Regions from separate parts of the Homo sapiens genome. Here region 1 is linked to region 2. Evidence: read pairs that join two places in POLR2A ChIA-PET (ENCODE). Cell type or tissue: PC-9. All regions are shown on one strand. Links, peaks and the distances in the headings refer to the core of each region. The heading gives the core; the rest is flanking DNA. Region 1 overlaps LIX1L (limb and CNS expressed 1 like). Region 2 overlaps RNF115 (ring finger protein 115).

Evidence for each region. Peaks named below come from ENCODE experiments on the same cell type or tissue, not always from the same donor. Only the 100,000 strongest peaks of a DNase experiment are listed, where the experiment ranks them.
Region 1: POLR2A ChIA-PET joins it to region 2 with 7 read pairs; 2 of 35 experiments call an interaction of 5 or more read pairs at or near these places.

Annotation. Positions count from the first base shown.
Region 1 is chr1:145,941,410-145,953,931 of GRCh38, forward strand. LIX1L (limb and CNS expressed 1 like) reads right to left here. Exons shown (of 6, transcript NM_153713.3): 2 at 6,210-6,373; 3 at 1,304-1,444. Among named protein-coding and RNA genes, the nearest start is that of LIX1L, 10 kb to the right of the region's middle. In PC-9, for the core only: no CTCF peak of the experiment used is centred there; no DNase peak of the experiment used is centred there.
Region 2 is chr1:145,767,211-145,779,732 of GRCh38, forward strand. RNF115 (ring finger protein 115) reads right to left here. Exons shown (of 9, transcript NM_014455.4): 4 at 4,501-4,709. Among named protein-coding and RNA genes, the nearest start is that of RNF115, 51 kb to the right of the region's middle. In PC-9, for the core only: no CTCF peak of the experiment used is centred there; no DNase peak of the experiment used is centred there; H3K27ac peaks cover 385 bases.

The sequences.
Region 1 (12,522 bases), core at 5,124-9,123, 180 kb after region 2:
GCCCAGCTAACTTTTGTATTTTTAGTAGAGATGGGGTTTTGCCATGTTAGCCAGGCTGGTTTCAAACTCCTGGCCTCAGATGATCCGCCTGCCTCAGCCTCCCAAAGTGCTGGGATTACAGGCATGAGCCACTGCACCTGGCCTGTAATTACATCTTAATTAAATGCAAATAGAACAGATACTTGGTCTGACTATTAATGAATTTGTGGAGAGGAAGGAAGATGGCGGTGTTAATTTCTAAGATGTAATTAAATTAAGTCAACTTGGGTTCTAATCTTGGCGTGACCAATTACTAGCTATATCATGTTAAGCAACATTCCACTTCTGTGTTTTTAGTCTCCTCATCTGTAAAATAGGGGTAATAATAGTACTTACACCTCATAAGATTGTTGTGATGATCAAATGAGGTAAAATGCATATAAATCCCCTAGAACAGTCCCTGCCACAAGGTAAATACTCAATTAGGATTAATTATGGTTATTCTTCTTTTTTGAGATGGAGTCTCACTCTGTCGCCCAGGCTGGAGTACAGTGGCGCAATCTCGGCTCACTACAAACTCCGTCTCCCGGGTTCAAGCCATTCTCCTGCCTCAGCCTCCCAAGCAGCTGGGACTACAGACGCCCCCCACCATGCCCGGCTATTTTTTTTTTATTTTTTGTAGAGACGGGGTTTCACCGTGTTAGCCAGGATGGTCTCGATCTCCTAACCTCGTGATCTGCCCGCCTCGGCCTCCCAAAGTGCTGGGATTACAGGCGTGAGACACCGCGTCTGGCTAATTATGGTTATTCTTATCATCATCATTTGAAAGAACAGTTGTAAATAAAGAGAGTAAATAAATTATCCTCCTTGTTCCTAAAAAGACGTTTTGTTATAAAAGTCTTCTTTATCAATAAGATGAAGTAATGGAGGCAGGAGACAAGTGACAATAAAAAACAGTCATAAAAAAAGAACTGCAGAAACTAAGGTCTTAACCCAAATTAGCAAAAGCAAAATTGAAGCTCAATTTTCATTTTGGAATAGCTCTACAATTCCATAAATCTGCAATTAAAGGTTTCTAGATACCAAAGAGACACAATGAAAGAGACAAAACAACAAAAAACACATAAACACAGATACAGAACTAGAGACTGCGACAGGTGGAGCACATGACACAATAGACTGACAGAGAATAAATCAAAAGAACAGAGAGGTGGACCAGAAAGAAAACAAGAATTCATGCTCTGTTTCACAGTAATTTACGACTTCCCAAGCAGCCAGTTCTCCCATCTCCCACTCTCCTTCCTTCCAGCTCCATACAACTTACATTAAAAGATGCCAGGGCCTCAGAGACACTCTTCTCGATGAACTCATCAGTGATTCTTCGGGAAGGATGTTCATTAAACACAGAATTCATTAGCGCAATCTTTGCAGCACTCCTCCGGGCCTCAGCTTTTGTGGGGCAAAACTAGGCAGGGGAGAAAGAGTGAGAATATGTGTATTTGTGCATATGAGAGAGAGGAAGGAACAGTGGGAGGGAAACACTTCAGATAGAAAACACTTGGACGCTCTTTGGATAAATCAGTTGTGTTCAACACACTTTCCAAGGTTTTTATGGTAAAGTGGTTGGGATGTTTGGAAACATAATTTTGATTCAACATCCTGAAGTCATTAAGGAACTGGGAGAGGGCTGTAGCTCATACCAAACTGAATGCAGAACGAGGAAGGCTGCTTAAGTCAGCATATAATCACTGGTCATGAAAAATACCCGTTTAAACTGTCGACAGAATTAGTTACTCAAAAGTCAGATTCTGGCCGGCTTAATAGAAATCTGTATCTTGTTCTGCGGACAGGTAAGGTTTTTTGGATTCCTCTAGATAACCCAAGATTAGAACCAAAGCTGTGTCTAGGCTGCTTCTACAGAGGCCACTGGTCTCTATCAGAAGCACCCATCTTGGAATCTCGGACTTCATTTTTAGCTGTGAGCAGGCATTTTCTCAAATAACGTAGTGAGCCAAAGGAGCTATCCCTGAGAAGGGTTTAAGTCTGAAGAAGGAATTTATAGACTTCTTTTTTCCCCACAGTGGAAACAAAGAGGAGAGGAGTAACTAAGGGAAGGAAAGCTGACTTAAGAAGGAAAAAAATAAAAATTAATTCATGTTTTTATATTGTATCCAACATAGGTATCATAGAACAAGTCTGATCTGCAGAAGTCTCAAAATTATTCAACTTCAGATCTCTAGCCACCATAGTATTCCTTTATAATTCATCTTTATTGGCTGTCTCAAAGGCCTCTTTGCCCTATGTCATTTATGAGTAATTAGAGGAAAGGAAGAAAGTGATGTTGCAGTTTTTAAAAGTAGACCAAGGCCGGGCTTGGTGGCTCACACCTGTAATCCCAGCACTTTGGGAGGCCAAGGCAGGAGGATCATTTGAGCCCAGGAATTCAAGAATAACCTGGGCAACATAGCAAGACCCCTGTCTCTACCAAAAAAAAAAAAGAAAAAATTAGCCAGGCATGGTGACACGTGCCTGTAGTCCCAGCTACTCAGGAGGCTGAGGCAGAAGGATCACTTGAGCCAGGAGTTCCAGGCTGCAGTGAGTTATGATCACACCACTACACTGCAGCCTGGGTGACAGAGTGAGACTCTGTCTCTAAAAGAAAACTTAAAATAAAAAGTAGACCAGGGGTTGGGCATGGTGGCTCATGCCTGTAATCCCAGCACTTTGGGAGGCTAAGGCAGGAGGATCACTTGAGGCCAGGAGTTTGAGACCAGCCTGGGCAACATAGTGAGATGCCAACTCTACAAAAAATTTAAAAATTAGCTGGGCATGGTTGTGGTGCACACCTGTGGTCCCAGCTAGTCAGGAGGTTGAGGTGGAAGGATCACTTGAGCCTAGGAGTCAAGGGTGCAGTGAGCTATGATTGTGCCACTGCACTCCAGCCTGGGCAACAGAGCACAACTCTGTCTTAAAAAAACAATAAATAAGTAGACCAGGATGTGTTTAGTACTTAAGCATCCCTAATATCAATAATTCCTAATTTCTATTAACTGACAGGCTCTCTGAGACAGCATATGAGGCTTGGTAAGTAAGTCCTAAGTCTTCCCAGTGCTTCAATTTGTCTGTTTCTATTTGTCTGTTACTAGCTTGCTGGCCTGCTCTATAGTGCTGTTGCTTAAAAAGTCATCTGTGAAGAAAACCAGAGGGAGAAATTTCACCTGCCAAAGTGGATAAAGAGGTATAAACTCAAACCCATCTTGAATTTGAGCAGTTATGGATATGCCCTTGCTCAGTATATCGGACTATCAACACCCAGCCCATGTTCTAATCTAGCTTCAGTTATTGCACCCTGCCCCTGGCTGGGCGAGGTGGCTCACACCTGTAATCCCAGCACTTTGGAAGGCTGAGGTGAAAGGATTGCTTGAGCTCAGGAGTTTGTGACCAGCCTAGGAAACATGGCAAAACTCCATATCTACCAAAAATACAAAAATTAGCCAGGCATGGTGGCATATGCCTGCGGCCCCAGCTATTCAGGAGGCTGAGGTGGGAGGATCACTTGAGCCCATGAAGTTAAGGCTGCAGTGAGCCATTATTGTGCCACTGTACTTCAGTCTGGGTGACAAGAGTGAGGCCCTGTCTCAAGAAAGAAAAAAAAAAAAAAGCTGGGTGAAGTGGCTCATACCTGTAATCCCAGCACTTTGGGAAGCTGAGGCAGGCAGATCACCTGAGGTCAGGAGTTCAAGACCAGCCTGGCCAACATGGTGAAATAATACAAAAATACAAAAATTAGCTGGGTGTGGTGGCCGGAGGCAGAGGCAGGGAGAACTGCTTGAACCTGGGAGGTGGAGGTTACAGTGAGTCAAGATCACACCACTGCACTCCAGCCTGGGCGACAGAGCAAGACTCTGTCTCAAAAAAAAAAAAAAAAAGTTTAGGCTAAAAGGCCAAGAAAGACAATTCTCCTCTTTCCAAAAATAACAGAAATCAAATTACTATAATGTTTCAGTTATGGGCATTGTCATAAAATTTTCAAGTCATTCAACAATGTAATGAGGTGGGAAGAAGAAGGAAAGATCAGCCAGGCACGGTGGCTCACGCCTGTAATTCCAGCACCTTGGGAGGCCGAGGTGGGCGGATTGCTTGAGGTCAGGAGTTCGAGACCAGCCTGGCCAACATGGCGAAACCCCATCTCTACTAAAAATACAAAAAATTAGCTGAGCGTGGTGGCAGGTGCCTGTACTCCCAGCTACTTGGGAGGCTGAGGCAGGGAGAATCGCTTCAACCCGGGAGGCAGAGGTTGCAGTGAGCTGAGATCGGGCTGTTGCACTCCAGCCTGGGCAACAGAGCGAGACTCTATCTCAAAAAAAAAAAAAAAAAGAAGAAGGAAAGATCTTATTCTCTTAGAAGTGAAAGCACAGGCTGGGCGCAGTGGCTCACACCTGTAATCCCAGCACTTTGGGAGGCCAAGGCGGGTGGATTACAAGGTCAGGAGATTGAGACCATCCTGGCTAACATGGTGAAACCCTGTCTCTACTAAAAATACCAAAAAAAAAAAAAAAAAAAAAATTAGCTAGGCGTGGTGGCATGCGCCTCTAGTCCTAGCTACTGGGGAAGGTGAGGCAGGAGAATCACTTGAGCCCAGGAGGCGGAGGTTGCAGTGAGCCAAGATCATACCACTGCACTCCAGCCTGGGTGACAGAGCAAGACTCCATCTCAAAAAACAAAAAAACAAAAAAACAAAAAAAAACAAGTGAAAGCATAAACATTTGTCATCTTGGGTATATAGTTATTTCTCTGAAATGACTGAAGTTCTTTTTTTTTTTTTTTTGAGCCAGAGTCTCACTCTGTTGCCCAGGCTAGAGTGCCGTGGTGCAATCTCAGATCACTGCAATCTCCGCCTCCAGAGTTCAAGCAATTCTCCTGCCTCAGCCTCCTAAGTAGCTGGGATTACAGGCGTGCACCACCATGCCCAGCTAATTTTTGTATTTTTAGTAGAGACGGGGTTTCACCATGTTGGTCAGGCTGGTCTCAAACTCCTGACCTTGTGATCCACCCGCCTCGGCCTCCCAGAGTGCTGGGATTACAGGTGTGAGTCACTGTGCCCGGCCTGAAATGACTGAAGTTCTAAGGGAAAAAATTTCATCACCTGATTTGAAATGAAGCTTCCTTAGGACTGCTTCTGTTTGAGGCAGAAACTAAGCTGCAATGGCACTCATTCATGCAACAGACGTATTATTTGCCTACTATCTGCTAGGCACTAAGATGGGTGGTAGGGATTTAACGAGAAAGAAGACAAACACAATCTTTGCCTCTATGGAACATAGTCCACTAGGAGAGACAAACAATTATGATATGTTGTAATAAGTGATATGATAGGGGAAGTTCAAGGTGCTATGCAGACACACAGTAGGGCCTTTAACCTTGTCTAAGGGTTTCACAAACCATATGGAAAACAGAACAAAGGTGTTTATTATTTTCTCTAAATTCCATTTGAGACTTTTAAGTTGACATTTCAGAAGGCTGCCTCCCTGTCTGCAATGTAAAAAATCCATCTTTGATGAGAATATTCGTACTAGTCCATAATTTTTCACTACTACCTCATAATGGCAACCATTCTTTTCATCATCATAGGTATTTCACATAATTGTAGAATGTTAGTAGTAGAAAAGACTTTAGAAATAATCTAACCTATCTCCTTCATGTTATAGATGGGAAAAGTGAGGCCCAGAGATTTGCCCCATTGATATTCAGAAGAATGTAAATTTGGATCTCCTAACTCTTAGATGAGTACTGTTTCCAGCATACATAGTCCCTCCGATTTGACCTCTTAGAGAACTCCAACATTGCTTTCTTTAGTAATTGCCTACGAAAAAGTACTGGAGGCAAGGAATATTGTTCTATATCCTCAATAAGAGATGGAAGAAAGTTGGAATGCAATAACTGAAGCCAGATTGGAACATGGGTTGGATGCTGGTAGTCGGATATACTGAGCAAGGGGATATTCATAACTGCTCAAATTCAAAATGGGTTTGAGTTTTTGAAAGGAAAGCATGCTACTGAGGTTCTACTATGGTCAAATTGGCCTCAGATGCTTGCCAGAATAATTTCCCCAGAATTGCTTTAGGTCCTCAAATATATGATTTCAGGCAGTTTAATGGCCAAAGTGGTGGAGAAAGCCGTTACTAACATCTAAGCATTTACCTTTGCTACTGCCACCTCACAACTCTTACCTGGAAACTCCCAAAGCAGCTTCCCCCAGGCAGGGTGACATAGCAGACATAAGGAGGGCTGTTGGAGGGAACCATCTCATAAACCACTAGAGCCCCATTCTTTAAGTCAGCACCACGGGACTGCTTCATCTGCCAGAATTCCTGAAGTGCCTCCACCACATTCACTACAAAAGAGAAGTACTTAAGTTCAGCAATGAATGAGAACACCTCCACGTGGTGCTATACTTCAATACAGTACCTGTAACCTGTACCTACATTAAGAGTCTGCCCCTTAGCTCCCTACCTATCGCCATTGAAAAGCATTTAAGTTAATAAACCTAGACTGTGATTAAGTTAATTTGCCTAGAAAGACCAGAGTAGGCCTGCCCTCCTCCACCACTTTTCTGGTTCACATTTTATTTTATTTAAATTTTTTTTTCACTCCCACCTCCAATCTGAATAGTTCACATTTTAACTTAGTCCTAGAATAACTTAAATATTGAAGGCAGAGTTCCCAATGTCAGCAGACCATTATCACTGCCTGATGAAATACAAGCAGATTATTCCACAGTTGGTTAGCTGGCCCAGGATGATAATAACCACCACAATAAGTGCTAACATGTATTGAACTGTATGTCACCCATTTCTGTAACTGCTTTACGTGTTTAATCACAGCAACTTTATGAAGCAGATATTTTTACTATCCATATTTTACAGATGAGGGAAATGAGGTACAGAGAAGTTAAATAACTTGCCCAAGGTTATGCCAGGAGAAAGTAGCAGTTTGAGTATTCAAACTCAAGTAGTCTTGGTTCCAATGAATATTCTTTTATGCAATACTGCTGGCTCAAGGAAATATAGCCCTAATAACCATTCTCGAGCCTGTGCTTCTAGTGAGCACATCCATTGCCAGATTCCTTTTCCAACCCAGAATACTATGTACATACTACGAGTGAGAGAAGCCAGGGCATGGGGGTGGGAGAGAAAACTCTTTTGAGGCTTTACCTGGGTATAAATGTTTTTGGAGGAGCCATATGGTGAGATGCGAAGCAATGCAATGGGAAGCAATTGGAGGACTTTAAAAAGAAGCACTCCTCCATGGGTCGGTCTCTCATGCTCCTTCACATCTTGCTAGGTACACCAAGATTGCAAATCCCTGACTGCTCTTTACTTGGGCTATTTTTCAGGACTGTGCTTGCAGCAAGAAATATTGAGGGATGAGGTACTACCTTCACTCAGATAAAGAACTTGCTTGCTTCAGCTTGTTGTAAAATGGCAAGTTCCCCAAGCTGTGGGTTCTATAAGTGTTCCTCTGTTGTGAAGCAACCCATGGCCTATGCAAGTATCCACCTGAGTCCTCTGCATTGGACTTGGGAGGAGGCAAGGAGAACTAATATAAACATGATGCTCATGCTACTTGCTGTGCTATGAATAATAAATTCCTTTGTCTCTAAATCTCAAAGTCTCTTGACTTCTGCCAGCACCCATGAAACAGTAAATGGCTAATTTATTAGTTGTAGGTAGGCTAAAATCAAACTCCAGACCTGACATTGTATTCTAGAAAACTTCCTCTCATCCCTACGTTTTCCTTATGTAGCCTACAGTGTAAAGAGGGAAAGAGATATTAACCAAATCTCAAACAAATGTAAAATTGCAGCTGTGATCAAGTTCTATAAAGGAGTGATAGATGTCGGCGTATCTGACCTAGTTAAGAAGGTCAAAGAAAGCTACCCTGAGGAGGCAATATCTAAGTTTAGGTATGACTAGGAATTCACTAGGCAAGAGGTGAGAGGACAGTGTTCTGTGCGTAAGGAACAGCATGTTCAAAGGCTCATGACGGCAGGGAACATGATGAATAAAGGGAATTAAGACCATATGGCTATGAAAGAGTGAGGGAGGGGAAGTGTAATGCAAGATGAGGTTGCAAGAGGAGGCAGGGACCAGACCAAGTAGGGCCTTTTAGGCCATGTTAGAGTATTGGCTTTATCCTAGAGCAATAGGAAGCAATTGGAGGACTTTAAAAAGAAGGGAGTCTTTCTAACTCAGCTCCAAGGAAAAATAACTAATTAAAAAAAAAAGGAGGGATGAGATCAGTTTGCTTTTAGAAAGGATCACATTGGCTCTAGGGTTCCAAACATTTCAAATAGTTTTAGCTAAAGCCTCATAATAATAAATTATCCCAGGTGCTCTGAAATATCTTGCAACATACTGACCACTCTCCTTTTTTTTTTTTTTTTGAGACAGAATCTCACTCTGTTGCCCAGGCTGGAGTGCAGTGGAGCGATCTCAGCTCACTGCAACCTCCACCTCCCAGGCCCAGGCGATCCTCCAACCTTAGCCTCTGAGTAGCTGGGACCACAGGTGCATGCCACCACGCCCGTCTAATTTTTGTAATTTTTGTAGAGACAGAGTTTCACTACATTGCCCAGGCTGGTCTCAAACTCCTGAGCTCAAGCGGCCTCCCAAAGTGCTCCTCCTCCACCTTGGCCCCCCAAAGTGCTGGGATTACAGGCGTGAGCCACCACGTCTGGCCTCTCCTCTTCTACTCTTAATCGCAACAAAGTCTCATTCGTTCTTTCATATTTCCTTAGTTCAGATCTGCCAAGAAGACACCAAGATGGGATAGACAATTGCAAGAGATTTATCAGGGAGGAAGTAGGAGACAACAGGGAGAGCCTTCTGAGCACAGCAAAGATCTCATGCCTGTGGAAGAGAGGGAAAGAAGGAGGTCTAGATATGACAATCTCAGACTGTAGTACAGTTTTTGTTGTTGTTGTTGTTGTTGTTGTTTTTTTTCTAAACAGATTCTCACTCTGTCGCCCAGACCGGAGTGCAGTGGCGTGATCTCAGCTCACTGCAAGCTCCACCTCCCGGGTTCATGTCATTCTCCTGCCTCAGCCTCCTGAGTAGCTGGGACTACCACCACGCCCGGCTAATTTTTTGTATTTTTAGTAGAGACAGGGTTTCACCGTGTTAGCCAGGATGATCTTGATCTCCTGACCTCATGATCCGCCCGCCTCGGCCTCCCAAAGTGCTGGGATTACAGGCGCAAGCCACCACGCCCGGCTGTAGTACAGTTTTAAGAAAGATTTGGCTAAGTCAGTGAGAAGTCCTCATGCCAAAGGAATCCCATATCTCACCAGGATCTGCCTGTGTTAATACCCCTGATGTGCTAGGTCATTGGCTGGGAGCAGCCTACAGGAAGCGTGGTTCCTTCAAATGTGGTTATGGATGCGAATGTGCGACTTTGTGGTGCAAATGTGGTTATGGATGACCCAGAGTGGGCAGTGGCTGAGGCTGTTAGTTATGCTCCCTGCAGCAGGCAATGAGAACTGCACATTTTCATGGCTGTCATATACACGTTAGCAAAACTTTGAGCACTTAATAGGTACATGGCATCATTCTAAGCATTGAGCATGAAAAGAATAACTCACAGTTCCTGCAAGCAAGGAATTTATTTTATTTTTGAGTTGGAGTCTCCCTCTGTTTCCCAGGCTGGAGTGCAGTGGCGCAATCTTGGCTCACTGCAACCTCTACCTCCCAGGTTCAAGCAATTCTTCTGTCTCAGCCTCTTGAGTAGCTGGGATTATAGGCACATGCCGCCACGCCTGGCTAATTTTTGTATTTTTAGTAGAGACACGGTTTCACCATATTGGTCAGGCTGGTCTCAAACTCCTGACCTTAGGTGATCCACCTGCCTCGGCCTCCCAAACTGCCGGGATTACAGGCGTGAGCCACCGCGCCCAGCAAGCAAGGAATTTGAAATCAGTGGCCAATAATAAATTATCTCGCCTGCTCTGTGACTGAAACAAACACCCATGTACTAGCCTGAGTTGGAGAAGCAGCATAAACTCTTTTTAATAACCTACATTTAACTGACTTTTAAGAATGCTCATTCTTCTATTAAAAGACAGCATGAGGGCACATGTCATTAGGACCTCCTGAGGCTCTGTCATGGGCAAAAAAAATTAAAATTAAAATTTAAAAAAAGATCCAGCATGAAAAGAAAACTCTCTTTCCTTCTATTGGTTTTGGCAGGGCTCTTCAAAGGTCAATACTGACCAGAAAGCTCAGCCATCTTTGTTCTTTCCGTGAGATCTTTTCAGCTCCAGTTCCCTCTTTGAGACAGTTTAGCACAATGCACTGGGTGACAGCTCTCTTGACATGCACACAACAGGGAGAATACTGGAATAAAGAGGAAGAGGAGGAGACCACCATAATTGGGAAGGTCCTATTAAAAAGCATATGTTCAGTCTCTATCCAGTTAAACATTCCTTTGCACAGACTAGAGAATCATTTTTTAATGATTACTCAAGGCCAAGGGACATGGGGAGTCTTGATTTTAGAAATGTGAGTATGAAATGATAATTGGGCAAAGTGGTCAAGAAAAAAGCAACTAATTGTGATCCGCATTTGAAAATGCTTCTAGACTTATTCATTTTTAGGGCTGGAAGGAACTTTAGAGATCATCTAGTCCAATGCTGGCTAAGAAAGAACAGAAGACTTGTTTGAGGTCACATAGCTATGGCAGAGTTGGGGCATGAATCTAGATTTCCGGGGGCCAATATTCTTTCCAATTTGGGAATCTTAACACAGGCTCCAAGGTCCAGTCCACAGCTGAGCTTCATGGAGGTTCACAAGCTTCCTAAAACTGTTAAGTAAAATTATGTGTGTGTCTGTATGCATATGAGTATTTGTGCATGGGTATATGTGGAGCACCCAAATTTTGTATCATATTTTCAATGAGGAACCATGGATATAATGGTTTACATAAGGATGGCTAAAGAACAGTGAGGTGGGAGGGTAGGAAGAACTGAGATATACACATCTGATAATTGTTTTCTCAAAGTCTCTCACAAGAAAGACCAAGATAGGAATATTTCAGTGCTTATACCCTGCTGTTGAATAACAAAAAAGAGAATAATTTAGTTTTTGCCTTTAGGAGATAAAATATACGAATGTCTAAGTGGACAGGATGGGAATGAGAGGTAGTGATCATTTTCAGCCAAAATAAAAACTTTTTTTTTTTTTTGAGACAAAGTCTTGCTCTGTCGCCCAGGCTGGAGTGCAGTAGCATGATCTTGGCTCACGGCAACCTCCACCTCCAAGGTTCAAGCAATTCTCCTGCTCAGCCTCCCGAGTAGCTGGGATTACAGGCGCACGCCACCACACCCAGCTAATTTTTGTATTTTTAGTAGAGACGGGGTTTCGCCATGTTGGCCAGGCTGGTCTTGAACTCCTGACTTCAGATGATCCTCCCACCTCAGCCTCCCAAAGTGCTGGGATTACAGGTGTGAGTCACCGCACCTAACCTAAAACATTTTTTTTTTTTGAGGCAAGGTCTCGCTCTATCGCTGAAGCTAGAATTCAGTGGCACAATCACACCTCACTGCAGCCTTGACTTCCTGGGTTCAAGTGATCCTCCCACCTCAGCTCCCTGAGTGGCTGGGACTACAAGATGCATGCCACCATGCCTGGATAATTCAAAAAAATTTTTTTGTAGAGATGGGGTCTCACTATGTTGCCCAGGCTGGTCTCAAACCCTAAGGTTCAAGCAATCCTCCTGCGCTGGCCTCCAAAATGCTGGGATTACAGGCATGAGCCATTGTGCCTGGCCAGGATAAAAATATTAAAACAATATATGAAACTACAGTAAAAATTTTATATCATAAGGATAAATACAACCTTGCCAGGAAGGTAATTAACAAAAATAAAAGAAAAAAGTAATAAATACAACTTTGTGGTGGGGAAGCAGGAATAAAGAGATAATGAAGTTAAGAGGTGAGTAAAAAGATTCTCCTTGATCATAGAGGATGGCGAGAATAGACTGACTCTATTCACATTATTATGGAAGATAGGGAAGCTAGTTAACAATAGTTCATCTATTTCCTATTTCAATGTTTAGAAGGTACATCTGCCCCTAAATAGCCCACGATCCACAGTCTCTTTGGAAGGAGAGACTGCAAAGTAACAGTGACTTTGGGAGGGGACTCTGGTAGACTGAATAATGCCACCTGCCAAAATGTCCATGTCTTAATCCTTGGAACCTGTGAATGTGACATTATCTGGCAAAGACTTTGCAGATGAGTTTAAATGATCTGAGATGGGGAGATGACCTAGATTATATAGGTGGGCCCTAAGTGCATTCACAAGTGTCCTTATAAGAGGGAGGCAGGATGGGCACACTGACTCATGCCTATAATTCCAGCACTTTGGGAGGCCAAAGCAGGATGATCACTTGAGGCCAGGAGTTCAAGATCAGCCTGGGCAACACTGTGGGATCTCATCTCTACAAAAAAATTTTTTAAAATCAGCCAGGTGTGGTGACATGCAC
Region 2 (12,522 bases), core at 3,748-7,747:
CCAGACGGGGTGGCTGCCGGGCGGAGGGGCTCCTCACTTCTCAGACGGTGTGGCTGCCCGGCGGAGGAGCTTCTCACTTCTCAGACAGGGCAGTTGCCAGGCAGAGGGTCTCCTCACTTCTCAGACGGGGCGGCCGGGCAGAGACGCTCCTCACATCCCAGACGGGGTGGCAGGGCAGAGGCGCTCCCCACATCTCAGATGATGGGCGGCCGGGCAGAGACGCTCCTCACTTCCTAGATGGGATGGCGGCCGGGCAGAGACGCTCCTCACTTTCCAGACTGGGCAGCCAGGCAGAGAGGCTCCTCACATCCCAGACGATGGGCGGCCAGGCAGAGACGCTCCTCACTTCCCAGAAGGGGTGGTGGCCGGGCAGAGGCTGCAATCTCGGCACTTTGGGGGGCCAAGGCAGGCAGCTGGGAGGTGGAGGTTGTAGCGAGCCGAGATCACGCCACTGCACTCCAGCCTGGGCACCATTGAGCACTGAGTGAACGCAACTCCGTCTGCCATCCCGGCACCTCGGGAGGCCGAGGCTGGCGGATCACTCGCGGTTAGCAGCTGGAGACCAGCCCGGCCAACACAGCGAAACCCCGTCTCCACCATAAAAATACGAAAACCAGTCAGGCGTGGCGGCGCGCGCCCGCAATCGCAGGCACTCGGCAGGCTGAGGCAGGAGAATCAGGCAGGGAGGTTGCAGTGAGCCGAGATGGCAGCAGCACAGTCCAGCTTCGGCTCGGCATCAGAGACAGAGAGAGACCATGGCAAGAGAGGGAGAGGGAGACCGTGGGGAGAGGGAGAGGGAGAGGGAGAGGGAGCCATTGTTTCATCTTACCCCTGAGAAACAAAGGCCCAGCGAGGTCAGACGCTTGCCCTTGGCCTGGGCCACACAGTGAGTGAAGGTCAGAGCCTAGGCGGGAAACCACCTCTTTCACGGCAAAGCCTTTGTTCTGGCCTCACTCCTCCACTTTCACTCTTCTCCGCTCAGATCCTGCCCATCCCCTGGGCTCACAGGAGATGCCCCTTGGAGGCCTCCAGGCCAGCGCCCACCCCTGTGGCTGTGGCATCCTCTCCAATGGCAGGCACAGACCTGGACCCTGTTGGCGCCAGCCAAAGTACTCTTTTTCTTGAAATGAGGTCTTGCTCTGTCGCCCAGGCTGGAGTACAGTGGCGCAATCTCGGCTCACTGCAACCTCCACCTCCCAGGTTCAAGTGATTCTCCTGCCTCAGCTTCCTGAGTAGCTGCGATAACAGGCAACCGCCACCATGCCTGGTTAATTTTTGGATTTTTAGTAGAGATGGGATTTCATCATGTTGGCCAGGCTGATCTGGAACTCCTGACCTCAAGTGATCCACCTGCCTCGGCCTCCCAAAGTGCTGATTACAGGTGTGAGCCACCGCACCCGGCCATTAAATACAAAGTACTCTGTCTACAGTGAAACCCGTAGAATGAACAGGAATCTGAGATGCAGCCCATGGAAACCATAAGTGGAATGCCCATATGCTCCTTCTCAAAGCAAGAGGACAAAACTGTTATCAGGAAGAAGCCATGCTAAAATTCAATCAATTTTTAAAAATGTATAAAACATGAAATTGTACTTTCAAAACATACAGTGACATCATAATGACAATTACTGTAAAGTAACAACCATATGGAACAATCTAGGCAGGCCTGCTAGCTGGGTATAGTAATAGGCCCCAAAGATATACTGTGTTTATTTATACTTCTATGAAAGAAAAGAGAAAAGAAACTGAATTAAAAACTTTCAAGTTCTATTTACTGATATACTGGTGCCTTGGAAGGAAAGTTTCTGAGAAAATTAGGGAAATGCTTAAATCTTTGGTTAAAAAATAAGTGAGAAGGCTACTTAATTTTAAATTTTTGACTTATACTAAATAGTTATACTAAAATTTTTTAGTATAAGTAAACAGTTAAAAATCTCACCAAATACAAATACTTTGATTATTGCACTATCCTGGCTCCAATATTTAACTGCCTTTATACTCTTAGACAATTTACCTAAACTCTCTGTGCCTCAGTTTCTCCAGTAAAATGGAGATATTCACAATACCTTCTTCACATGGTTATAGTGAGGATTAAACAAATGAATACCTGTAAAGCATTTAGACTAGTTTCTGGCACATACTCTTAGCTATTATTACTATTAATTCATATGTTTTTTATACTTTTTAGAGACATAATTACAATTATCCACTTATTCAAAACAAACATGTTTAGTAGCCACTATAAAACCGATACTGCACTAGAAGCTGAGAATACAGAGATAAATAAAACACTACCCTATACTATCAACCACAGAAGTAACTGAAAAGACTGTAATAGATCTAGTTCCCAAAAAGATACCAGGTCCAGATGGAATTACAGGTAACTTGCATTAAACCTTTAAATAATAGGTAATTCCTGTGTTATGTAAACTATTTCCAAGCATAAGAATACAGCAAGTTTTCCCAGTTCCTTTTATGAAACTAATATAATCCTGACACCAAAACTTGATAAAGAGACTCATCCTCTTTTGAATAAATGTAAAAATCCTTAAAAAAAAAAAAAAAAAAGATAAGGAACAAATCAACTCCAATAATGTGTTAAGAGACTCCAGCCTGGGCAACCTAGTCTCTACCAAAAATTGAAAAATTAGCCAGGCGTGGTGGCACATGCTTGTAGTCCTACCTAGTTCATAGGCTGAAGTGGGAGGATTGCTTGAGCCCACCGAGTTTGAGGTTGTAGTGAAACATGATCTTGCTACTGCATTCTAGCCTGGGAAACAAAGTGAGACCCTGTTTCCCCAACCCCGACCCCTAAAAAAGAGGTTTTAGTGCTCCTTGACAAAGCAGCTTGAATAAAAACACTAGAAAACATTAGAAAACCTACTTGTTAATAAAATGCATTAACTGTTTAAGGGAGAAAAACTCTAAGGTCATTTTGATAGGACTGCAAAGGGCATGTGACAAAATCATTAGTCATTCTTAATTAAAAGCCCCTAATAAATTATGAATAAAATTAAACTTTCTTAGTATGATAGTGCATATATTAGGAACCAAAAGCAAACAAGTTTAACAAAGAAACACTAATGGATAGATATGTAATAACGCAAGTATAGTAAAATGTTAATAAAGCCTAGAAGGTGTGTGTTGGGGGAAAGGGGGAGTGTAGGCTCTAGAACAGCACTGTTCAATAGAACTAAGATAATGGAAATTTTCTATAATATGTTCTGTCAAATATGATAAGTATTAGCTACATGTGGCCAATGAGCACTCAAAATATAGCTATTTGGGATTGAGGTACTTTGAATTTTGAGTTTTATTAACTTTTGGTTAACTTAAATGTAAACATATAGCTACATGTGGCTAGCAGCTACCATATAAGACAATGTCGCACTAGATTCATATAGCCCTAGATTCAAGTCTTAGATCCACCAACGGCTGTTACTTTATTTCTGAGACTCAGTTAATTATTTTATAAAATGAAAACAGCAATAGCACCTATTACTTCACACAAATTAAACAACATAAAGCAGATAAAGCATGAAGCACAGTCCTCTGCATATGGTAAACACTTAAAATTAACGTTTATTATTCCAACTAAATGAGATCCATGAGCAAAACCATCTATTTGACTCATCATTGTGTTCCTAGTGTCTAGTACAGTGTCCCATACAAAAGACACTCAACAAACATTTATTACATGAATGTTTTTACAGTCACAAGACTTCATATTTATCCTATTAAATTTTTTTCCTTTCTTCACAAAAAGCAGATACTTGATTAAATTTCATGTTAAGTCCACTGTTCCAATCTGTTGAAATATTTAATCCTAATGCCTAATATATTTGATACCCTTTTGAAATTTTGATAAATATACTGCTATAGTTTGAATGTGCCCTCCTCAAAAATTCATGTGTTGGAAACTTAATCCCCAGTGGAGCAGTGTTGAAAGGTGGAGACTTTAAGAGATGAATCTCCTGTGAGTGGATTAAATGCCTTTATCCTGGAAGTGGATTAGTTATTGTTGAGTGAGTTCCTAATAAAAGGATGAGTGTGGCACCTTTCTTTCTTGCTCATGCATGCTCTCTTGCCCTTCTGCCTTCCAACATGGAATGACACAGCAAGAAGGCCCTCGCCAGATGTGGATCCCTCAACCTTGGACTTCCCAGCCTCCAGAAATATAAGAAATGAATCTCTGTTCTTTATAAATCACCCAGTCTCAGGTATTCTGCTATAGCTGCACAAAATGGACTGAGACACATATCATCTATAAATTAATCTGAGCCATTAATAAAAATGTTAATCAGAGACATAGCATTTCTCACTCTCTGGTTTATCATCGGGTGAGTACTAACATTCAATTTAGCTTCACTTTCATCCTTTCTACATATGTCCATCTTGTCCACAAAGGTAATAAGTATGAGACCCTTATAAAGATTAGATTATACCAATTTGTCCTTCATTGAAACTACCTTAAAAAGAACTTAAAATAAAACAACTCACCCTTCAATAGCTGGAGATCTGTCAGGACGAGAACTTCCTCGAGATCTGTATCTCCGACCCAATGGCAACCGTGGAGGTCTTGCTCCCCAGAAGTCAGTGTGAGTCTGGTGACCCCTTTCATTGGCTCTATTATCTTGGTCCAGTGGACTGCTACTTAGAAAGGGTCTAAAATCTTGAAAAAACATCGTGTGATCCAAATGGCCCCAAAGCTAGTAAAGACCAGAAATAAGTCACATGTTAGAAAAATCAATCAATAAACACCTGGATTGTTTACAGTTTTTTATATTACAAATGGCCACTGTGAATATTACTGTATGTCTTCTTCTGCAGAGGTACCAGAGTTTCTATATTTTTGGTCTGTAAAACTATTACATGATCTATACATCTTCAACTTTACTGGGTAATGACAAATTGTTTTCCAAACTGGTTGTAGCAATTTAAACACCCACCAAGTGTTTAAGAGTTTCTACTGTGCCACATCCTGGCAAGCACTTGATGTCACAGGACTTTTTTTAAAAAAAGTTTTTAACAATCAGTGAACAGAAAATGATTTTCCATTGTGGGGCTTTTGGTTTTGCTGTGTAAGAAAAATTACGAATGTTTAATTAAAATGCATGTTTCGGTCCTATGCCAAAAAGAAAATTTAATAGATCTGTGGTGAGCCTGAAGACTCCTTTTAGCATTTCTTACAGGGCAGGTCTATTAACAATGAAGCCCCCTCAGCTATTGTTTATCTGGGTATGTCATGATTTCTTCTTAATTCCTGAAGGATAGTTTTGCCAGATTTAGAATTCTTGGTTGGCAGGTCTGTCTTTCATCACTTTAAATATGTTATCCCACTGCCTTCTAGCCTCCATGGTTTCCGCTAAGAAATCAACAGAAATTCATCTTATTTAAGATCCCTTATATTTTACAAGTTGCTTCTCTCTTGCTGCTTCCAAGATTCTCTCTTTATCTCTGGCTTCGGAAATTTTAATTATAATGTGTCTTGTATGGATGTCTTTGAGTTTATCCTTCTTGGGTGTTAGCTGAGCTTCTTGATGTGTATATTCATGTCTTGTCAAATTTGAAATGGTTTTGGCAATTACTTCTTAAACATGTTTTCTGCACCTTTCTCCCTCTCCTTACCATGATATATATGTTGGTATCCCACACATCTCCTGGACTCTGTTCATTTTTCTTCAGTCTTTTAAATGTGTGCTCTTCAAACTATATAATTTCAGTGGACCTATCTCCAAGTTTGCTGATTCTTCTGTCTGCTCATATCTTTTGTTGAGCTCCCCTAGTGAATTTTCATTTCAATTATTGTAACCTTCAGCTCCAAAATTTCTCTTTGCCTACTTTTAAAAATTTCTCTTTATTGATATTCTCTATTTGTTGAGACATTATTATCTTGAATTCCTTTACTTCTTTGTCCATGGTGTCCTTTAGCTCTTTGAGTATACTTAAGACAGCTGATTTAAAGTTTTTGTCTAGTAATTCTAGTATTAGTGCTTCCTCGGGGTAGTTTCTGTTCATTTCTTTTTTCTTGTGAATGAAGCATATTTTCTAGATTCTTCACATGCTTCGTAATTTTTTTTAAAAAAACTGAACATTTATAATGTGTAAAAAATAAAAACAAAAATAGATGGGTACAGTGGTGTGTGCCTGTAATTCCAGCTACTCAGGAAGCTGAAGTGGAAGGATCGCTTGAACCAACGAGTTCAAGATTAGCCTGAGCAAGGCAAGACCACATTTCAAAACAAATAAACCAAAAAGAAAAAAAAAAGAAAGAAAAAGAAAAGTAAAATGCTCGCCAGGTCTCTACTGATTAGCTGTTGGGGCACTCCTTCAAAACTTACCCAGGGCCTTTATAAATCTACCTTAATATTCACTTCCTGTTTGTGTTGAACCTAAAGACAAGCCAGAGGTGAAAGCTAATGGCCTTCTCAGGTCTTTTCTGAGCACACATACTGCCCTGAGCTGTGCACTTGGCTTTCTAGTTTCTCATCCACAATAGCTTTTCAAAGCTCCTATTCCTCTACAAAAACTCACTCTACAGCTTTTCCTCTCAGGCTTTCAATATCTTATTGTTTGCCCTGTTTTTTTTTTTTCTTTTTTTGGTTTTTTTGTTTGTTTTTTGCCCCTGGTGGCAGTCCTTTGGAGAAAGGACAAAACAGAACACAGAATCCCTCAGGAGGAAGAGTGTCCACTCTCTGGAATCAGGCACCAGCATGGGGAACACAGGCTGTCATCTTCAAGACTGCAGCCATACCAGGAAGGGAGGTGAGGCTAGGGTAAGCTAAAATGCCACAAAGATCTCTTACCTTGTTTCAGTGCCCTTTCTTCTGGCGAAGTATTTGCTTGGCTGCTGTAAACCTTTGATTACCTTTCCAGAGTTTTGATAAGCTAAATTCTGACTTTTCTGTCAAGGTGTTTGGTGTTTCTGCAGAGGGATGACCCACAGAAGTCCTACTCTACCATTTTCGCTGACATCACCCTGTCATTGTGGTTTTAGTTTGCTTTCCCTGATACGAATATACCAATAAGGCTAAACATCTTGTCATGTAATATTTACCAGCCATTCATATGTCTTCTCTTTCCCCCAACATTTTTTTTTTTTTTGGTGTTTTAGAAATCCAGACATTTCTTTCTTTTTTTTTCTTTTTTTCCTTTTTGAGATGGAGTCTTGCTCTGTTGCCCAGGCTGGGGTGCAGTGGCACGATCTCGGCTCACTGCAACCTCCACCTCCTGGGTTCAAGCCATTCTCCTGCCTCAGCCTCCCGAGAAGCTGGGATTACAGGCATGTGACACCACGCCCCGCTAATTTTTTATATTTGCAGTAGAGATGGGGTTTCACCATGTTGGCCAGGCTGGTCTCAAACTCCTGACCTCAAGTGATCCGCCCACCTCGGCCTCCCAAAGTGCTGGGATTACAGGCGTGAGCCATGGCGCCCAGCCACATTTATTTCTTAAATTTAAACTCAGTGTTAAATCACACTGAGTTTACTTTTTCAGTACTCATCAGTTGTTTCAATTAAATCAGTTTTAAATCTCTATTCTTTCTCTTTTATGTCTTATCTTGTTTCATGTCTTTTGTCCATTTTCCTATTGAACTGACTTTCTAATTGCCTTAGTATCTTTTTTTTAAAATTCTATATTTTAATAGTTAATTCCTGCTAACAGAAACGCAACTGATTTTTGTATATTGACCTTAGTATACAGAAAATTTGCTGAACTCTTAATAATTTGTGTACCTAGAAAACCCAAAAACAGGCTGGGCACAGTGGCTTATGCCTGTAATCCTAGCACTTTGGGAGGCCAAGGCAGGAGGATCGCTTGAGCCCAGGAGTTCAAGACCAGTCTGGGCAACAGAGTGAGATCCTGTCTCTACAAAAAATTTAAACATTAGCTAAGTGTGGTAGCAAGCACCTGATGTTCCAGCTACTCGGGAGGCTGAGTGGGGAGGATCACTTGAACCCAGGATCTTGAGCTCAAGCTCATGAGGTCAAGGTTACAGTGAGCTATACAGAACCCTAATTATATGCTATGTTTTTTCCTATACACACATACCTACAGTAAAGTTTAATTTATAACTTATAACTTAATTTATAACTTAGACATAGTAAGAAATTAACAACAATAACTAATAATAAAATAGAACAGTTATAACAATATATAATAATAAAAGTTTTGTGAATGTGGCCTTTTTTTTTTTTTTTTGAGACAAGGTCTCAACTCGGTCGCTCAGGCTGGAGTGCAACGCCGTGATCATGGTTCACTGCAGCCTCAATCTCCTAGGCTCAAGTGATCCTCCCACCTCAATCTCCCAAGTAGCTAGGACTACAGGGATGTACCATCACACTCAGCTAATTAAAAAAAAAAATTCTTTTTAGAGATAAGGTCTAATTTTGTGGCTGGTCTCAAACATCTGGCTTAAAGTAATCCTCCTGCCTCGGCCTCCCAAAGTACTGGGATTGAACCATGAGCCTCTGTGCCCCACTTTAAAATATCTTATTGTAACCGGGCGCAGTAGCTCAAGCCTATAATCCCAGCCCTTTGAGAGGCTAAGGCGGTGGGGGGGATCACTGAGGCCAGAAGTTCGAGATCAGCCTGGCCAACATGGTGAAACCTTGTCTCTACTAAAAAAATTAAAAAATTAGCCGGGCATGGTGGCATATGCCTGTAGTCCCAGCTACTCAGGAGGCTGAGGCATGAGAATCACTCAAACCCAGGAGGCAGAGGTTGCAGTGAGCCGAGATCACTCCATGGCACTTCAGCCTGGGCAACAGAGCAAGACCCTGTCTCAAAAAAATAAAAATAAAAATAAAAATAAATAAAATAAAATATCTTATTGTACTATACTCACCTGTTTTCAGGCCATGGTTGACCACAGGGTAAGGGGGGGGCTACTGTACCAATTCAGACTCCTACCAGAGTATAAATGCTTACATTTACCCCTACTCTGACCAACATTTTTTTTTTTTTTTTTTGAGAAGGAGTCTCGCTCTGTCACCCAGGCTGGAGTGCAGTGGCACCATCCTGGCTCACTGCATACTCCGCCTCCCAGGTTCAAGCCATTCTGCTGCCTCAGCCTCCAGAGTAGCTGGGATTACAGGTGTCTGCCACCATGCCCGACTAATTTTTTATTTTCAGTAGAGATGGGGTTTCACCATGTTGGCCAGACTGGTCTTGAACTCCTGACCTCAGGAGATCCACCTGCCTCGGCCTCCCAGAATGCTGCAATTACAGGCATTAGCCACTGCACCCAGCCTGACCAACATTTTTTTAAAGTTTTAAAAATTCTAATATATAAGCTGAAGAACAAAGAGTAATATGCAGAGTAAAAACATCAATTAGATTTCTCAGCCAGGCACAGTGGCTCACATCTGTAATCCCAGCACTCTGGGAGGCTGAGGCGGGTGGATCACCTGAGGTGAGGAGTTCAAGACCAGCCTAGCATGGTGAAACCCCGTCTCTACTAAAAATACAAAAAGTTAGCTGGGCGTGGTGGAGCATGCCTGTAATCCCAGCTACTCGGGAAGCTGAGGCAGGAGAATTGCTTGAACCCGGGAGGCAGAGGTTGCAGTGATCTAAGATCGCGCCATTGCACTCCAGCCTGGGCAACAAGAGTGAAACTCTGTCTCCAAACAAAAAGATTTCTCTAAATACTGGTGACATAAAACACCTTTTCATTTTAACTGCCATTTGCGCTTCTTATCAAATCTGCCTTATTTCCCTTTACTTTCTAATTATAGTCTTCATCTATTAGAGATCACTGGTTTCTAGTCTGAAAAACGGTCTAGAACACAAGAATTCTCTTGACCCAAAATTCCAAAGTAAACACGACATTTAAAAACCTAAAACTATACTTGTCTTCAATAAGTGAAAAAGTACGAGCAGACTCCTCCATGTTCTCAATCATCTATCTCACTAAGGTGAATTATAAGAAATCTATGATTCCCTTACTATATACAATTCCACAACATTTGCTCACAGAAGACAACTCTCAAAGTAACCATTAGTTTCATTATAATATAAAAATGAAATATTTAAAATCTTGACTGGCAGAAAAGTCAAGCACCAAGTTCATAATACTCTGCTTTGATACTAACATACTTTAGATGACTATAAATTGTTACCACACCTAATAATATACAAAATTTCTAAAGGATCCATGCTTAAAAACAGCTTCAACATCAGCATGAGGCATTTTCCTACTAGTATACAAAGTGCAAATTAGTGCAAATTAATAGTAACAGTCAATGTATTTGTGGCCTATTTTAATCTCAAAATAATAGTGTACCCTGACCAAAGAACACAGGATGGAAAAGCACACCTCACAAATTTATACCAAATCAGCACTAAGGATAAAAATAGCTTCAGGTCATTTGTCTCTGAGTAGACTTAGATAAGCATAAAAGAAAAAAAAAATAGCTCATACAACAAAACTGGGTATTCAGGACACAGCTTACATAAGTAAAAACTAATAGGGAACACTATCATAGAGTTTTGCTAAAACAGTCTAAAGAATCACAGAGACAGTTTGACAAGTTTTGCCTTGAAAAACTGAAAACATTACTCTGAATGTAAGTATAATGACAGTATTTCTGAAAATATTTGGGGTGAACTATTTACACATTCAAAATAAAAAACAGGATGGACAATATCTTCCATTTGGCAGAACTTGCTCTACACTAACCATGATCACATCAGCACTTCTTAAAATATTATGGTCTGTTCCTCAATGAGTTGAACAGTTACCATATGACGCAGCAATTTCACTCCTAGTTATATAACCAAGAAAATTAAAAACATATGATCACACAAAAACTTGTACAAAAATATTTACAGCAGCATTATTATCCATAACAGGCAAAAAGTGTAAACAACCTAAATGTCCATCAACTGATGAATAAATAAAATGTGGAATATCCATACCATGTAGTATTATCCAGCCATAAAAATGAAGTACTGATACATGCTACAGCATGGATGAACCTTGAAAACAGTATTCTAATTAGAAAAGAGTCAGTCACAAAGGTTCACATATTGCATGATTTCATTTATAACAAATATCCTATATAGGCAAATCCATAGAGACAGAAAATAGATTGGTGGTTGCCTAGGGCTGAGAGAACTGTGGAGAAATATGTAGTGACTACTAATGTGTATGGGGATTCTTTTGGGGATGATGAAAAAGTTCTAAATCAGTGGTAATAGTTGTATAACTCTGTGAATATACTAAAACCACTTAGCTGTACACTTTAACAGGGTGAATTACGTAGTATATGAATTATATCTCAAAAAATAATATTAGAGTGTATAAAGATGAGTCAATTAAGGGTAAATAATTTTATAATTATTAACCTTAGAAATGTAATCTTGAAAAAGTTCACAGGCGATTTTGTGAAAACATTAAAGCAAAGTAAGGAAGATACTCATCACCCCGAAATGTTTCCTCGTGTGCCTTTGTAATCCTTCCCTCCTGCCCCTTCCCATCCCCAAGCAACCCCTGATCTTTCTGTGGTTTGCATTTTCTAGAATTTTATGTAAAGGGCATCATATTGTATGTACTTTTCAACAGAGGAATGATGTAGCTGATTAGTGAATAGCAAAGTCTAATCTCTAGTGATTTCGCATTTCTCCAGCAAGTGGAGTTCATGTATTAGGAAGTTGCACAAATGCAAAGTACATTGTTCTGATTATGTGTGCCTGCTTTGCAGCCTCTAATTCTCAGGTAGGTCATCCTGTATAAACTTAGGATGTCCATTTGACCACAGTTCAACTTTGTGTTCCAATTCAGCTGAATAAAAATTAAATTTTTATATCCATCTGTCTGGTGTTCTATGTTTTCTCAGTATGTTCTAGACTCAGGTAAAGGAAGTATGATCGATGATCAACCATCATATATAACTAGACATGCCTAACACAGGATAATAGTTTAATAAATATAATGTAGCCATTAAAGAATATGAAGTCCTAATTTTTTTTTTTTTTTTGGAGACAGGGTCTCACTCTGACACCCAGGCTGGGGTGCAGTGGCACGAGCTCAGCTCACTGCAACCTCTGCCTCCCAGGCTCAAGAGATTCTCCCACCTCCGCTTCTCGAGTAGCTGGGACTACACACATATGCCACTACACCTGGCTTTTTATTTTTATTTTTGTAGACACAGGGTTTTACCATGTTGCCCAGGCTGGTCTTGAACTCCTGGGCTCAAACAATCCGCCTGCCTCCGCCCTCCCAAAGTGCTAGGATTACAGGCATGAGCCACCACGTCCAGCTATAATTCTAATAACTATAGAGAGACAAGTAAAAGGTTTATGACATAATACCAAGTAAATTTTTAGAGGCAGAAATACAATATACTCTTATGACAGCAACTCTAAACAGTTATGAGGTATGCACATGAGAAATGAGAAGTATTTTGCTAAAAAATGCATAAAGCTATAATCAAGTAATGACAATATGGGATATTTCTTTATTTTTTGAAACGGAGTCTCGCTCTGTTGCTCAGGCTAGAGTGCAGTGGCACAATCTCA